Linked DNA regions of Homo sapiens: region 1 is linked to region 2. Evidence: read pairs that join two places in POLR2A ChIA-PET (ENCODE). Cell type or tissue: CD4-positive, alpha-beta T cell. All regions are shown on one strand. Each heading gives the region's core, and the rest is flanking DNA. Links, peaks and the distances in the headings are about the cores only. Region 1 overlaps RANBP3 (RAN binding protein 3). Region 2 overlaps NRTN (neurturin).

Region 1 (5,429 bases), core at 185-5,184, 130 kb after region 2:
TTGACCTGGTCTGCTCTGGAGTCCAGGGGAGGTCCCTGAGAAGAGGGGGCTGTGCTGGGGTCTCAAGAAGAGCTGGAAGGGAGAGCAGCAGCAGCTTGAAGTCACAGCTTGCGGGGTGATGGGGCCAGGGGCAGGCGGTGGGCATGCTGACTTGCTGGGGAAATGTCATAAAAGGCAAGGGGATGCCTGGGGTTGGTTTAGGTTGAAAGCAAACAGTTTGGGGAAGGGAGTGAGAGTGGCTGTGGGGAGACCAGGTGGGTAGTGACTGAGGTGGAGAGAAAGGGACAGCACCAAGATGACCAAACAGACACCATCCCACTCCTGCAGACGCAGGACAGACTCTGGTCTTGACCTTGGGGCATCAGTCCACAGCCAGGCAGCCCACTGATGGTGACATTCCCCCCACCATGCTCCCCGAAGCCTCGGCACACCAGGGTCTGATTCACCGTGTACAGCCAAGGCAAACACTGGAGTGAGTGGCGTGCGCGAGACCCAGGGGCTACAAGGGAGCAGGGGAGGTCAGAGGGGTCTCCAACCAGACTTCCAGGTTTCCCTAAGCAGACTTCTTGCCAACACAGCACACAGGTGCTGCTTGACAAACGTGAATGAATGCACCTATGCCAGGCAATAAATGATGTCAAAGGAATGCTGGGGGACTCTGGGACAGAGCAGCAGCGTATCCACACCATGTGTGCCACCAGGATCCTAGAGGTCTTCCGGTGCCACGCCTGTACCCCACAAGCCCAGCCCTGACCTCTGCATTTGCCTCCCTGCCAGCTGCCAGGTGACAAGATGCACAGGAAGGAGCCAGGGTTTGAGCCAGCTTGGCACTCTCCAACCCCATTTTCTTTAGGGAGCTACCCACCCCTCGTCCCCCTGTCCCCCAGTTCAGATGGAGCCAAGCTCAGCCCCAGCTCCAGGCCTGACAAGAAGAGTCCCGCATGCATCGTCTAACACATGGCACATGAACAAGGCCAGGCCTTTCGCTGGAGATCCTGGGGCTGCTGAGCTGCTGGTGAATGACCCTGAGGCTGCCAGCAATCCCATGTCACCGAGAGGGGCCTTGGACCAGAGCCAACCAGAGGTAGCAGAGTCACAGAGGGAGGGGGAAGACTAAATCTGGCCTGTGTTCGGCCCTGAGTCAAGCTTGGCCCAAAGCTAACTCTGCCCCCAGACTTTTCAGTGAAGCCAATCAGTGCTGATTTTTGCTTAAGCCAGTTTGAGCTCGATTTCTGCCCCTTGTCGCTAACAGACTCTGGCCTGAGAGAGGCGCGGTCCAGCCACTGCAGACTGAATTACACACATGCTGCACTCCAGCATCTGTGGAAGAGACCTTGGACAGGCCTCAAAGTGACGCTAAGATGCTTTCTTTCTCTTCACAGCAAGTGTCACTGCCTGATCCACTCCATATTGATGGGTTTATGGTCTGTCTCACCCATTAAGATATAAACTCCATAAGATCCGAGACTGCTTTGTTCCCCTGGGTACCCCATGGCCTGAGAACAGTACTTGGCACACTTTATGGATTCAACAAACACTTCATGAAGGGGGAGGGAAGGAGGACATTAGTGAAAATGTGAGGCGAAGACACTTGGTGCCAGGCTAGTAAGGAAGGGCTAGAAGAGAGAGAACCATTTGGATGGGAGAGGAGTGCGCGCTGGTGTTGAGAACCGTGTCGGTGGATCTGCAGGTGCACGGAAGGGACTGCAGCTATTTGAGTAACTATGGGAGGCCTGGGCAGGCTGTGGTGCCAAGGTGCTGCCCGGAGCCTTCTGGACACACGGCAGGGCTGAGGGGCATGGGCCAGGAGAGGGCCCCTCTGATGGAGCAACCCTGTCCTGTGCCTGGACATGTGACCCAGCTGGAGACAGAGGGAGGCTATGGAAGGGGACGTGAGGGTCAAGCTCTGAAAGGAGCCACCCAGAGAACAGAAAGCCAGGGTGGAGTCCAATCAGATCCTCCACAATTGCCTCCCATCTCTTGTTCCTGTACCCACCCCTGCCACCATTCAGCCCTCCTTTCCTTCTCTGCCTCTACTCTCACTCCCTTAGATCTGGCCTCCACAGAGCAGCCAGAAGCACTATCATGAAACACACACTTAAAACTGCAGTGTTGGCCGGGCGCGGTGGCTCACACCTGTAATCCCAGCACTTTGGGAGGCCGAGGTGGGGGGATCACGAGGTCAGGAGATTGAGACCATCCTGGCTAACACGGTGAAACCCTGTCTCTACTAAAAATACAAAAAATTAGCCGGGCGTGGTGGCAGGTGCCTTTAGTCCCAGCAACTCGGGAGGCTGAGCTTGCAGTGAGCCAAGGTTGCGCCACTGCACTCCAGCCTGGGTGACAGAGCGAGATTCCATCTCAAAACAAAACAAAACAAAACAAAACAAAAACTGCAGTGTCGGCCGGGCACAGTGGCTCATGCCTGTAATCCCAGCATTTTGGGAGGCCGAGGCGGGAGGATCACCTGAGGTCGGGAGTTCGAGACCAGCCTGATCAACATGGAGAAACCCCTTCTCTACTAAAAATACAAAAACTGAGCCAGGCGTGGTGGCGCAACCTGTAAGCCCAGCTACTCAAGAGGCTGAGGCAGGAGAATCACTTGAACCTGGGACGCAGAGGTTGCAGTGAGCTGAGATGGTGCCATTGCACTCCAGCCTGGGCAACAAGAGTGAAACTCTGTCTCAAAACAAAACAAAACAAAACAAAACAAAACAAAACTGCAGTGTCTCCCACAGACTAGAGGCTGAGCACCTTGAGACAGGCCACATCCAGCCACTCACCCTCCACCTCCCACTGTGGTGGCACTGAAAAGCCCGCTGTCGCTGCACGTCCCACACTTAGGGTGCACTTCTGGACTTCTGCTTGGTTTAGTCCCACTACCAAGAGCGCGTGGTTCCCCTTGTTTTCCATGGCCAGTGCTTACTCCTGCACAGACACCATCTCCTTCAGGAAGCTCCCACTGTGAGAGGCGTGCCTGCCCTGCTGCACTCCCTCCCGAGCAGGCCTTATATCCTGCCACGGGGCACGCGGAGACCACGGCCACAGCAGCTGAAACAGCCTATCACCCAGCGTACACCGCATCAACACCCTGCAATGAGTGTTTGAACTAGGCCCTCTCTCTGTCATTCATCTACACAACACCAGCTGCTACGTACTCACAAATATTTACTAAGCCCTCATTCTGTGCAGGGCGCCACAGGAAGAGTGGAGAACAGGAAGCTGAGGGCAGACGCTTCAGGAGAAAACATCTGACTGAAAGGGAGGGGCGTGTTTGCACTTGGTGACCAGGCACTGTGGAGCCCTGGCACTCCCAGAGGGGTGTGTGGTGACAGCATCTACCCCTAGATGTAAGTTCTAGAAAGTGGGGCCTCGTCTGTTCCGTTTCTCTCTGTATTCTCAGTGCCAAACACAGAGCCTCACACTTAACAGGCACTCAACCGGCAGTTAGAGGGTGAATGAAATGTCACACGCCGCAAGGACAAGGACCCAGGGAGCCATGGTCAGGGCTCTCCAGAGGAACGGAACCAAGAGGATACAGCAATAGGAGATGAACTTGGCCCATCTCGGCCCATTGGGACCCCTGCTGATGGCAGGTCTGGCATTCATGACTGACCCAGCCACTGCACTAACATGTAGAAATGAGCTTTAGTCACATCTGCACCCAAAACACAGAGCGTCAGTTACTCACGCTGCATTTCTACTCAGGCCAAAGGTTGATCAACTGCAAATCAGCACGGCTATCGCAAACAGACAAGACACACAAGCCCCATTCCAGGCAGGACCGCCCCACTGCCCCCGACCACCAGACACACGGGTTGCTGTTCGTAGCCATTCCCTATCACCAGGCTGATTCTGGCTATACCAGTGAGGAAGCAGCGTGTGAACACCGCTACCTCCAACTCAAGTTTGGGGAATGGACAGGCGGCCAGAAGTAGGGAGGCTTCAACAACCTGCTTCAATTCCTAGCCCAGCTTTTCTTTCACAGGTCAAGGGAAGATCACCACTGCAGATTTCTAGAGACCCACCATGAAGACCTTTAATATTAAAATAGGAGTCAAATGCAGACTATTTGACCCAGAATCTGTCAACCAAGTGGTTGGGTTTTTTGTTTTTGTTTTTGGTCCTGTAACATGCTCCCTGTTGAAACCTAGTTTGTAAAAAATGCAGTCTGTCTGGAGATTGACTTTACACATCCGTATATTAAGAGATTAGAAAACCAATACGAGGCACAGTGGCTCATGTTTGTAATCCCAGCACTTGGGAGGGTGACGAGGGAGGATCACTTGAGCCCAGGAGTTGAAGACCTGTCTGGGCAACATAATGAGACCCTATTTCTACAAAAAACAAACAAATAGCCAGGCATGGTGGCGCACTCCTGTAGTCCCAGCTACTTGGGAGGCCGAGGTGGGAGGACTGCTTGAGCCCAGGAGTTAGAGGCTGCAGTGAGCCATGATCGTGCCACTGCACTCCAGGCTGGGTGACAGAGTGAGACCTTGTCTCAAAAACAGAGAGAAAGGAAAGAAACTCATTTGACCAGACGCTTCTCAAAGTTATTTGACTAGGGAGTCCCCCCCATTTCCAGGGACATCCACAATGAGGCCTGAGAATGACGTTTCAAGGACCACTGTGGACAACACTGGTGTGTGAAGCGGGGGAGATTCTGAGCCCCTCTTCCTTGGACACAAGTCACCTCAAACAATGTGTGAAGTGCTCTGGCCCACCACATACTTCTTCTCTGGCCTCACCATGGCCTTCAGGGGCACTGTGCACCAAGTCCCACATGGCTGCTGCTGAATTCAGAACCCTCGTCCCATCTAGCATCCTCTACCCTGCGAACCTCCTCAGCTCACATGCCCAGACAGCACCCAGCCTGAGCCCAACAATTGTGATCCTGTGATGATCACAGACCCAGGCCAGGGAGAGTCCCCTGCTGCCCCCTGGTACCCCAGGAAAACAGCAAGGGAAGATGGCCTGGCCAGAAACTGAAAGGAGTGAGCCCCTGCTGGCATCCGGGCCCACGGTGCTGGCTCTCCCTCCCATCCCCTGCTACCCTCAACCCACTTGTGAGGCTCCGATGCAAAATGGGACCAGCTGGGATTCCCCAGGACAGGGCCGGTGTCCTGGTCCTGGTCTTTGCAGCCCCAGCGATGAGCACAGACAGGCTAAGAAGCAAGCCAGCCCCAGCACAGGAAGCTTGGCCATCTCTGCTCTCCTTTCCAACTTCTGCCAGATGTTGGGAACCCCTTAGACCTGCTTGGCCTGCCCCCCCACCTCCACCCAGTCATCCTCACGTGGCTATGGCTGTCAGGGTGCTCTGTCCCACCTAGTTGAGCCTGGGAACCACTCTGCCAGCTGCACAGAGGATGAAAAGATTCAATCCTAATATTCCCTCAGCAATTCCACACATCCCAGCACCCACTGTGCAC
Region 2 (5,246 bases), core at 1-5,000:
TCTACTAAAATTACAAAAAAATTAGCCGGGCGTGGTGGCGGGCGCCTGTAGTCCCAGCTACTCGGGAGGCTGAGGCGGGAGAATGGCGTGAACCCGGGAGGCGGAGCTTGCAGTGAGCCGAGATCGCGCCACTGCACTCCAGCCTGGGCGACAGAGCGAGACTCCGTCTCAAAAAAAAAAAAAAGATTATTCATTGTTTATATGGAATTCAGATTTAGCCGGGCACCTGTATTGTATCGGGCAAGCCCACAAATGTCTGCTTCGATGCACCCCTCTGGGGTTGGGTGTGCCCCCTAACCCCCCAGCACAGTCCTGGCCACTCCAGTCCTGCTCCGGGGCTTAAAGAACACGGACTAGGTTGCTCAGTCATCGCCCACCCCCCGCACCGATTTCCCACCCTCTCAGCCCCGGCCAAGACAGAGATCATGGAAGCTTCATGGGACAGACAGGGAAACTGAGGCCTGAGGTTGCAAGTGGCGAAAGTGGCAGAGTCATGCTCTGAGGCTGGGTTTGTCTCGTTTCTGAGACCCCCTGTGGGAACAGACATCTCCTCCCCCACCAAACCCCAGGAGACAGACAGCCCCTCCTTCCCCAGGGCCACCCAGAGGCTCATTCTTTTGACAGCCAGGTGCACCAGCCCGGGGGGCAGGTGGGGACTAAAGATTTCCTCTCCCAACCACAAGCGTGACTGCCACCTGCTCTGGGGCTGGGAGTCCCCTGCCTGCAGGTCCGCCAGCAGCGCTGCCTGTCATTCCAGCGTCTGCAGTTCTCTCCCGGGGCTTCCGAGTTTGGGGGTGGAGCCACCGCTTGGGTAATAAATTTAGGCTGCCAGGCCCTGGGAATCGGTGACTTGGGCACCTCCTGGCGAGTGTGGGAGAAAGCGGCTGGACCTGGGCCAAACTTGGGTGAACGATGAAGGCAGGAAGAATGACCTTTAAGCCCGCCTCTGTCGCTCTCTCTCGGCCACCTGCTAATGATGTGACCTTGGGATGGTCCGTTTTGTCACCTGTCACATGGGGGTGGCCTTGACAGTAGCTGCTGCCACTCCATGGAGTGGGGTCCCCACACAGGCTTCGGATGCAGTAGGCTGCGGTACCTGCTGCTCCTCTGCATTCTGAGAAACCCAAACACCCCGATTCATTTCTTGGATAGGGAAACTGAGGCTCCACTGCACAGCGGGGCAGTGGGGATGGAGGGAGTCTGAAAAGCCCGGGGCCTCAGAGCAGACGTCGGGGCCTGAAGAGGGGGCTCTAGAGACCTATGACAACCTCACTAAAGAGGGATAGGGCATGGGAAGCAGCCCCCCAGTGCTGCCCAGAGAGGATGCACCAGTGTCCTGGGGCAGCCCAGCATAGGGGCGGGGTCCAGATAGATTTGCGATGGAGGACGAGGAGAATGGAGCAGCAATGGGGTGAGAGAGGGGCCCAGAGGAGGTGAGTTAGAGACCCCGGTCAGCTCAGCTCAAGGTGAGACGGGCTGGAAAGCGGCCCAGAAAGGATGGACCAGGTTCTGGGCAGCCAATATAGGCTCAGGGTTCAGAAAGGGGTTTTGGACCAGCGTAGGGGTGTGAGTGTGTACGTGCCCCCCAGTGCCGCCCAGAGAGGGTGCATGAGCAGCTCAGCAAGAGGGTGGGGAAATTTGGGACCTGGGAGTGAGACGAGAAGCCGTCTAGGCCTGGCGTCCCAGCAAGGGTCTTCGTTTGCAGGGGTACAGAGAGGGTAGGGGGCTCCCTCCCACCCCCTGCACCCACTGACCCCCCCTCCTTTCTCTTCCTCCCCTCGCAGACCGTGCACTCCTGCAGGGGGCCCCGGATGCGATGGAGCTGCGCGAGCTGACGCCCTGGGCTGGGCGGCCCCCAGGTCCGCGCCGTCGGGCGGGGCCCCGGCGGCGGCGCGCGCGTGCGCGGTTGGGGGCGCGGCCTTGCGGGCTGCGCGAGCTGGAGGTGCGCGTGAGCGAGCTGGGCCTGGGCTACGCGTCCGACGAGACGGTGCTGTTCCGCTACTGCGCAGGCGCCTGCGAGGCTGCCGCGCGCGTCTACGACCTCGGGCTGCGACGACTGCGCCAGCGGCGGCGCCTGCGGCGGGAGCGGGTGCGCGCGCAGCCCTGCTGCCGCCCGACGGCCTACGAGGACGAGGTGTCCTTCCTGGACGCGCACAGCCGCTACCACACGGTGCACGAGCTGTCGGCGCGCGAGTGCGCCTGCGTGTGACCCTACCTCACTCGGCCGGCGCGGCGGCCACTCCCCCCGCCTCGACGGCACCACTGGCCGGCCCCGCGAAAGACTGCGCGTGCGTAGAGCACGCCGGCGCGGCCCCGGGACTCTCGCGATAACTGTACTGAGATAAAGTGTGGCAACTCGAGCTGGCTGGTGATTCATCCTCGGCGAGGGGCTCGCGTGTGGGCCACGTCGCCGTCTCCACCGGGAAAGCGGGGACCAGTGGGGGGGGCCCAGCTGCAGGGTAGTGGGAGGATGCTGTTTGCTTTGGGGGAAGGGTAGATGCAAAGTGGGTCCAGTTTATGGCGGACAAAAAGGAAAATGGGGTGAATGGGGCTATGTTGGCAGGGACCGTCCTTCCTGCCTCCCTACGGGTCCCTCTGCCCGTCCCGAGCGTGTTCCGGTCCGCACCTCTTCGCTGTGTGGGCTTCTGGGGAGGGGAAAGGGAAGCTACGCTCGGATGAAGAGACCGAGGTCTAGGTGGACCCCGTTTCCCCAGCTTGTTCCCTTCCGCACCTCTCCGCGGTGCGGGCTTCTGGGATGAAGACACTGAAGTCTAGGTGGGCCCAGTTTCCCCAGATTGTCGCTGACTGCACCTCTCGCTTCTGGGATGAAGAGACTGAGGTCTAGGTGGACCCAGTTTCCCCAGCTTGTTCCTGACTGCACCTCTCTGCTGTGTGGACTTCTGGAGAGGGGGAAAGGGGGAGACACTGTGGGTGAGGAGCCTGAGATCCAGGTGGAATCAGTTCCCCAGCGTCTCCCTGTCCGCACTGATCCCGCTATGTGGGTTTCTAGGAAGGGGGAGCCACTCTGGGGGTGAGGAGAGTGAGGTCCAGGTGGACCTGGGCCTCCCTTATCCGACGGCCTCCTCGGGCCGGTCTTCGCCCACCAGGGTGAGCTGAAAGCCACTATCTCCTTCCACCAGCTACTAAAAATACCCGCACGCTGCCCACCTCCCGGCGGGGAGAGGCCTGGGGCGGGCGCCAGCCCCATCCAGCCCGAAGCCGGCGCCTGCTGGTGTAGAGCTGGGTCCCCAGAGACCTGGGTCCTCGGCCCATAAAAGCCCTGGCCGGGCCTCCACGGGGGGGATTTACGACGAGCCCCTGCGGAGTATGGAAAAAGCCCGGCTCGGTGTTTAGATTTCCCCACGGTGTCACCTTGATGCTTGGCAGGCCTCGGGTGTTGGGTTGCCAGAGCGCGGGAGGGGTCGGCGGGTCCCACGGTCGGTCTGAGGGGCGGGGAAGGGGCGGGCACTGCGAGCCCAGAGCAGGCACCGGCGAGGCGAGACTCCTCCCCTCCTGCCCCTCAGACTGGGGGTTCCCAAGGCTACAACCCTTCTCCTTAGCTGGGCCCCCTCCCCTCCTTCCCACACGTCTGCCCTTAGGACCACCCTCTAACCACAGTGTCCCTTCCCAGGCTCAGCCCGCATCCCCCCACCCCCCGCAAAGCTGGAGGGCGCAGATCGGAAACCGCCCCCAGGGAGAATCACCCAGCCATGAAGGAACATCCCTAGCCCCTGGCTCCCGGGGACCCACAGCTACAGCTGGAGACACTCAAGGCGGCTAATCAGCAGGACTTCCAGGGAGCCCTGAGAGCAGGGCTTGGCGGCCAGGCGGGTGATCTGCTTGGGAAGCAGTTTCAGGGCTGCCGCTGGCTGGGGTCCCCGCCTACCCCCGCAGTCTTCTGACTCTGAGGTTTAAGGTGGTGGATTCCTCCACCCTTTGGGCCGACTCAGCCCGGCCTCCGCAGAGAGGCCGGAGTTCCCAGACGCTGCGGAAGCCCAAGTGACGCTTACTCCGAGCCTCAGTTTCCCCATCCTAGATGGCCTGGCCTCAGAGAGGAGTGTTGTTCAGCCCAGGACACACAGCGAGAAAGCTGACCATCAGGGGTCTGCCGCCCCCCCGAAGCTCCCCTGCCACAGTGTGCATGTGTGTGTGAGTGTTGCCCACCCTCCGGGGCCTCCCGGACCTCGGCCTTCCTGTCTCCCACCCAGATCCAGCGTCCCAACCACAGGGCGCGGGCCCAGCCCACCAGGGAATTGGAACATAAATAAACCGAGAAGCCCCTGCAGTTCCCTGGGGCTGCGGTTGTCATCAGCGCATCGGCACACCGGATGAGGGTCTCTCTCACACACACACACAAGCACACTCACAAGACACAGAGATCACCACCCATAAGGGCTCAGCAGGCAGGACCCATGATCCTACACAGTCACCTTCCACACAGAATTGCACACTCAGAAAGGGACACTCCCCCCTTTTTTTTTTTTTCTTGAGACAGTCTCACTGTGTCGCCCAGGTTGGAGTGCAGTGGTGCGATCATGGCTCCCTACAACATCTGCCTCCTGGGTTCAAGCGATTCTTGTGTCTCAGCCACCTGGGTAGCTGGGATTACAGGCACCGGCCACCGCACCCAGCTAATTTTTTTTTTTTTTTTTTTTTTTTTTGAGACAGAGTCTCGCTCTGTCGCCAGGCTGGAGTGCAGTGGCGCGATCTCGGCTTACTGCAACCTCCGACTCTCTGGTTCAAGCGATTCTCCTGCCTCAGCTTCCCAAGTAGCTGGGATTACAGGCATGCACCACCACGCCCGGCAAATTTTTGTATTTTTAGTAGAGACGGGTTTCACCATATTGGCCAGGATGGTCTCGATCTCCTGACCTTGTGATCCGCCTGCCTCGGCCTCCCAAAGTGCTGGGATTACAGGTGTGAGCCACCGCACCCGGCCTCATCATCGGTTTTCTTTGCAGTATTACATCTGGAAACGGTGCGGTGATTATCTCTCTGCACCCCTCACAGGCGGCTAACAACATCACAAACAAATCAGCCAGAACCATCACTCATGGGTGGGGCCCCATGGGTGCCAGTTCCCAGGGCCCAGTGCCCTCCAGGGTGAGGTCCCCAGCAGGTGAGGCTCCTAGCAGGTGAGATTCAGTGTGGAAGGTCTCTGGGAGCAGGTCCCAGCAGGTAAAGTCCCCAACAGCCGAGGTCCCCAGTAGGCAAAGTCCCCAGGAGACATCCCCAGCAGGCCAGGC

What was found. Peaks named below come from ENCODE experiments on the same cell type or tissue, not always from the same donor. Only the 100,000 strongest peaks of a DNase experiment are listed, where the experiment ranks them.
Region 1: POLR2A ChIA-PET joins it to region 2 with 19 read pairs; 11 of 35 experiments call an interaction of 5 or more read pairs at or near these places.

Annotation. Positions count from the first base shown.
Region 1 is chr19:5,959,048-5,964,476 of GRCh38, forward strand. All of the region lies in intron 1 of RANBP3 (RAN binding protein 3), which reads right to left. Among named protein-coding and RNA genes, the nearest start is that of RANBP3, 16 kb to the right of the region's middle. RefSeq lists enhancers at 402-1,050, 1,699-2,348, 2,832-3,051, 3,646-4,293, 4,427-4,978 and 1 more and a silencer at 3,322-3,371. In CD4-positive, alpha-beta T cell, for the core only: no CTCF peak of the experiment used is centred there; a DNase peak (open chromatin) is centred at 3,184; H3K4me3 peaks cover 1,315 bases; H3K27ac peaks cover 5,000 bases.
Region 2 is chr19:5,825,965-5,831,210 of GRCh38, forward strand. NRTN (neurturin) reads left to right here. Exons shown (of 3, transcript NM_004558.5): 3 at 1,785-2,360. The coding sequence ends at 2,209. FUT6 (fucosyltransferase 6) reads right to left here. Exons shown (of 3, transcript NM_000150.4): 3 at 4,444-5,246. Among named protein-coding and RNA genes, the nearest start is that of FUT6, 11 kb to the right of the region's middle. RefSeq lists silencers at 734-1,028, 1,827-1,896, 2,067-2,396, 3,097-3,146 and an enhancer at 1,771-2,459. In CD4-positive, alpha-beta T cell, for the core only: no CTCF peak of the experiment used is centred there; DNase peaks (open chromatin) are centred at 727, 2,127 and 3,487; H3K4me3 peaks cover 1,935 bases; H3K27ac peaks cover 615 bases; H3K27me3 peaks cover 270 bases.